Linked DNA regions of Homo sapiens: region 2 is linked to region 1. Evidence: chromatin loops called from intact Hi-C (ENCODE). Cell type or tissue: GM12878. All regions are shown on one strand. Links, peaks and the distances in the headings refer to the core of each region. The heading gives the core; the rest is flanking DNA.

What was found. Hi-C counts contacts between places; a loop is a spot of excess contacts. Peaks named below come from ENCODE experiments on the same cell type or tissue, not always from the same donor. Only the 100,000 strongest peaks of a DNase experiment are listed, where the experiment ranks them.
Region 2: a loop joins it to region 1, with 2.0 times the contacts of the local background. A loop is called at or near these places in 3 of 110 quality-filtered maps.

Annotation. Positions count from the first base shown.
Region 1 is chr20:53,156,584-53,159,500 of GRCh38, reverse strand. The region is part of intron 1 of TSHZ2 (teashirt zinc finger homeobox 2); the gene reads right to left. Among named protein-coding and RNA genes, the nearest start is that of TSHZ2, 190 kb to the right of the region's middle. RefSeq lists a silencer at 1,962-2,081. In GM12878, for the core only: a CTCF peak has its summit at 1,285 (motif pointing left); a DNase peak (open chromatin) is centred at 1,866; H3K27ac peaks cover 740 bases.
Region 2 is chr20:53,000,499-53,003,415 of GRCh38, reverse strand. The region is part of intron 1 of TSHZ2 (teashirt zinc finger homeobox 2); the gene reads right to left. Among named protein-coding and RNA genes, the nearest start is that of TSHZ2, 30 kb to the right of the region's middle. In GM12878, for the core only: no CTCF peak of the experiment used is centred there; DNase peaks (open chromatin) are centred at 1,595, 1,755 and 2,276; H3K4me3 peaks cover 1,194 bases; H3K27ac peaks cover 1,612 bases.

The sequences.
Region 1 (2,917 bases), core at 187-2,686:
ATGGGTTGGCAAACTTTTTCTATAAAGGGCCTGATAATAAATATTTCAGGCTTTGAGGGTCACATGGTCTCTGTAGCACCTACTCAATTCTGCCATTATAGTACAGAAGCTGCCACAGACAATACGTCAACAAATAAGAGTGGCTGTGTGCCAATAAAACTTTATTTCCAAAAACAGATGTTGGGCTGGACTTGGCCCATGAGCTGTACTTTGCTGACTCCACTATAGAGGATGAGGAAAAGACAAAAACACAGGCTCAGCCTGGCATTTAACTCTGGAAACTAGGGTGGTACATTCCCTGCCTTGCTTTATGAACTTTGGCACATCAATTGATCTCTCTGGGACTCAGTTTACTTAGGATTAAAATGAGATAATGGTCATAACAAAGCATGGTTGTGAGGGTAAGAGGCTGTCAAATAAATGAGCTGGAATTCGACAACCTTGTTTTGTACCTATCGTATTTGTTTTCATGTTTACTTTCTATCTGTCGTCAGTTCTGCTAATTTTCCCTGTATAGTTATGAAATAAAATTTCTTTTAAAAATAAATGTAATGAAGGAAAAGAGGGAGAGTCAATGTAAAGAATGTTTTAAGGTTTAAAGAAAGATTGTTGTGGCTTTTGTGTGCAAAGTGGGCAGGTGAGGCAAAGACCAGCCAGGGAGGCCATGGGAGAAACTACTACAGGAAGTCTGGGTGTGCACCCATGGTGGCCTGGAACAGGCGGTGGTGATGAAGGAGGGATTTAGCTTGTCCCTCCATGGTTGGGGAGGGGGTGGTCCTTGAGGGCCACGACATTATCACAGCTGGAGCGTTCCAGGGCCCGACACTCTGACAGGCAATGAGGCAGGGTCTTGGAAATGGATGTTGATAGAGTAAAAACAGGAGCCACTTTCTGGGGATATTGAGATCATCTCATTTAAAGGACACGCCACTTACTCTGTCCTTCTTAGTGTCCTGTTCTCCCACTGATAGGCTCAAACTTCAAAAATTAACCCACAATCCAACCATTTCTCACAACCTCCACCACTATCAGCCCACCACTATCAGCCCAGCCACAGCCACTACCGACTGCCACAGCCCTGTCCTGCCTGCCTGCTCCCAGCTCACCCCCACCACGGTCCATCCACCGGTGTGCAGTCAACCTGCTCACAGGTAAGTCAGATGATGCTTTTCTCCTGCCCCAAACCTTCTAGCCTCATCCATTACTCTTCCAGTGAAATCCAAAGTCCTTATGAAGTCCCATAGGTTCTGCACAGTCTGCCCCCTGGTGGCCTCTTCCACTTTTGCCTTCCTCATTCGGCTCCAGACATCCGGGTCTCCTTGCTGTCTCTAAAGCCCATGGTGACTTCCGGGTCTTGGCTGTTTTCTTCCACCTGGGACACTGTTCCCTCCACGGCCCCACAGCTTCCTTCCTCACTTCATTCAGATCTTGTTCAAATATCGCCTCCTCAAATGAGATCTTCCTTGACTAATCCACCCAAGGCAGCAGCAATTCACAATCCCCCACTCAAATTTCTCAGTTTCTCTCTGTATGACAGTGTTCACTACCTGAAATTCATTGGTTTGTGGCTGTGACTGCCCACCACTCTTTCCCTTTAGAGTATAACCTTCTTGAGGTCAGGAACCTTTACTACTCTTTATTGCGACCCCCAAATGCCTAGGAAACATAAAGTAGGTATTTAATGTATGTGAGTTGAATAAATAAATAAATACATGAAGAACACTCAAGGAACCATCCATTCATCTCTCCCTCTCTCTAAAAGCAGAAGTAAATCAGTTTCATTATCAAATAGAGTAAATATGTTGAGATGCATTACTATACATAACACTAGTTTCACTTGGTGTTAACCAAACAACTTTATCTAGTGCTTCCTATAGCAAAGCAGAAATTTTCATGATGAGAATACTTTCTTTAAAAATACCAATTCGGGGCGTGGCATGGTAGTGCGCACCTGTAGTCTTAGTTACTCAGAAGGCTAAAGCATGAGGATTGCTTGAGCCCAGGAGTTTCAGACTGCAGTGAGCTACAATCATGCCACTGCACTCCAGCCTGGACAACAGAGCAAGATCCTGTCTCTAAAAAAAAAAAAAAAAACCAACTCAATGTTGGAGGATAGAACAGGTTTGTTCAACAGAACATTAGTAAAATGAATTTATAGAGAGTTCCAGAAAACTGCCAAAGGAAGTAATTCTGTTCAAACCCACTGGAGACACTGATAAAAGGTAGAATCCTTAAACACAATCAGAGTGTTTTACGCCCATAAGGATCTAAGCTCTAAAAAAAATTGTTCCTAGAATTACTAAATTTCAAGCATAATTGAGAAATTAGCTTCTTTGCTCATAGAGGGTAAGATTCTAGCTGTACTGAAAATTGAGTAGAGGTAGATGTTTGGAGGAGTTTCAAAGGGCAGATACGAAAGCAGGACTTGCAGTTTTCACACATGCAGTAATAAAGCTTGCATGTGATGCCAGGAGTCACAGGTAATTAGATGGCACAAGCAGCTGAAAGGTCTAATGTTTCTCTGCTTAATAAAGCTCTGCACCTTCTTGCTTAACTTCTCTTAGGCAGATAGAAGTCGTGAGATGGTATCTGTCCCCAGAGATAGAGATGACACTCAGGTCATTTCAACAGCTCTTATTTCCCCCTACCTACAGAAACGTTATCTTATAATCTTTGACTGCCTTTAGAATATAACCTATTGGGGAAATGAAGTAGGCCAGAAAAAAAATTAAGAAAAAGTATTAATTCAGCACAGTGTAGAAATCACGACATTTGGTCTTTCATCCTGAAATGTAGGACAAACTTGAGCAATTCTTTTCTTTCTGGGCTACACAAGCCTCAGTCGTCTCTGAATCATGGGAGTTTGCCCTTCATGATGAGATCTGGGTTTTAGTCCTGACATTTGCTGGATGGGTAA
Region 2 (2,917 bases), core at 240-2,739, 160 kb after region 1:
TAAAAAGAAGGGCCACAATTTTCTCAGGCCTGCTCATACCTCGAGCTTCCAAAATAAGATCCTGAGCTGTCCAGCGCTTGCGAGGAAGGTGCACTGACTTAATATTTAGGAAAAAATTTCACACACACACACACACACACACACACACACACACACACACCATCCCTGGAGAAAAACAGGAGGCTGATGAAATAAAATAGAACCCCAGGTAGACAGGCAGGATGTTTCTCCCCACAATGAAGGACAGTACCTGGACGGTGAACTAAATTTCATACTGGAAGTGCTTAGAAAAAGAATTTAGTTTTGACATTTTGTTATCTCTTAAGCTCGAGGCAGCTTTATTAGATAATGTATTTGTCCTTTAGTGTGTCTCTTATTATGTCTACAACGTAGAAGCACAATTTAGAGCTGTCCATTACATTATGAAGTCATTGGTTAGCAACTGGGAAGGAATCCCAGCTGTTCTCTCAAGTCCTAAGGTTTATGAAGCCTCATAATCAATAGGCCCTGGGAATGCAAGGTGATGGCCATTTCTTCAGAACATGAAGACTTAGGAATTAAAAAACTGAGATAACTGCTCACAGATAAACTTCTATTGATTTATTAATACACACGTCGTACCTGGAGAATGTGATAAAACTTATGTTCTTTAAAGCTTGCCCGTAGGTCCCAAATACTGTACTGGACATCCTTATACTAAACATTCTTTTATATTATCTGAAATTCAAATTTAACTGTGCATCCTGTTCTTTTTTATAAATTTATTTTTTATAAATAAAAATATTTATTTTCTTTTTTATAAATTTATTTTATTGCTAATTCTGGCAACATCACTTAAGAGGTAACATCAAAAGGTGGGTAAAAGCATAAGATTTCAAGCCAGAGAATGGAGGCTGTGGTTTGGGGCAGACCATGACCTCTCCTTGAGCCTTGGTTTATTTTTCAGGGTAATGGAAAGAATAATCATGCCAGCTTATTTGTTAGGAAGATGAAAAAAAGATAATGTATGACAGTTTCTTTCATTTTGTATTATTTTTAGATTGTGATTGGCTGATGGACGCTCCACAAAGTATGAAATTTACTCAGAGTTAAACCAGAAGGGTCGACAGCACGGGCTTGGAAGTCAGGTACCCCTGGCTAGGTAGATCAGCCTGGCCTCTAAGCAGCTGCAGAAGCTTGGCCGAGTCACCTGACTTCACTGTGTGCCTCTTTGTCATTTCTAACATGGATACCATTATGTCTCTTTACTGGGGTGAGAATTAAAATGCAAAAATTCACCCAAAGCCTGTGTGGCACAGAGTAAGTGTCCAATAAGTTCCGGCTCTCACTTGTACTACAATGAAGTGATGTGAGTTAAGGTGACAAAAGCAACCTTAGATTTTCCTCCCTGGGTTGGTTGTGTGCCTCACAATAGAGCCTGGTGAGTGTTGACAACTTCCGTTTTCTTTTTATACTTCCTTTAAGCCTTGATAAAAAGGTCACAATGATGTTCTTTAGTCCGTTCTCCATCAAAGCAGTGAAATATCATCCAAGCAGCTCAGGAACTCCGTTCTAGACAAGCCTTCTCAAAACCACAGCTATGCCACTATCAAACAATGATACTCTGTTTATGAAACTCAATAGGGAAGACATACGTAACGTTAAACCTTCCTGAAATGTCACACACTTTTAAACAAGTGTTTTAGTTGTGCATGTTTTACCTCTTTTCTTTCAAAATGAAACAGAAGACGAGGTGGGGCTTTATTTAGTCTGGGGCAAAAGAAAAAGTTTCATCCAGCAGAGTTTAGCTCCCCTGTCAGATGATAAATGAGACAGGTGATTTTTTCGCTTCCTTATTCTTGAAAAAGCTAGCAATGGTGAGAAACAATCATCTTTAGGTCTGAGTGAAGCAAGGGGTCTTCCTTTCTCCTATTTTCCTTTCATCCTCTACCTAGCATTATTTCTTCTCGAATGTGTTTTTAACACTAGTTGTTCAAACAGGTCATGAATCCTTTCTCCTTCCTTGATATACATTTTGACTGTTGCCAGAAACTACCTTTGATGTGTTCCTGTAGAGAATAACACAGGCTTTCCTGTTTGTCTCAGAGCTGCTGAACTGAAGCTTCAACTACAGAGAACAAAACCATCTGCATTTAAAAAAATATCAGCACCCCCTCCCAAACACACACACACACACACACACACACACACACACACACACACACACACACGCACATGAACGCACACACAACATTGTCATTGTAAACCCAGACCGGGTCTCTCTGGGGTTCATAGAGTTCCTGTTGTGCCTCTCTTGGTTGTTTTAATGTGAGTTTTCATCACGCTACTCCTCATCTCTGCTATCTGTGTCTTAAAATAGCAACAGTCATTATCAGATGGCTGTCCCCCTCTTCCACTCCTGGCTGAACTAGAGAGCCTCTCAGATTTCCCCACCAAACCTCTGAATCCATCTGAGGTTTGCTCATCTGTCTTTCTAAGTCAGCAGAAGGAAAAACACAGGAAGACTGTGCCTTGAGCTATAACGAACCCTGGACATCCCCCAGCTTGTGTCAGTATCTCCCGAGGAAACTTTTCATGGAATCAGAGCGCTGGAAGAGACCTCAAGAGATCAAAAAGTCCTGAAAAACAAGGGTTCTAAGAAACTGAGAATCACAGAATATTAAAAATGCAAAAAGCTTCCGTCATCTCATCTCCTATCTTTCTCATCCAGGTGAAATTGTTTCCATTATTTTGACTTTTCCCTATTCATCCCACTTTCTGATCCTATAACAGTGTTTATCCCATTTCTATAACTTGCATGATTTCTGTTTTATCTCCATACTGCCTGTATTATTATTTTTTAAAAATTGATTTCAAAAAGATTCATTTTTTTCTTTACATTGGATTGAGCAGTAACATCCATGAAATCAGTTTTAAT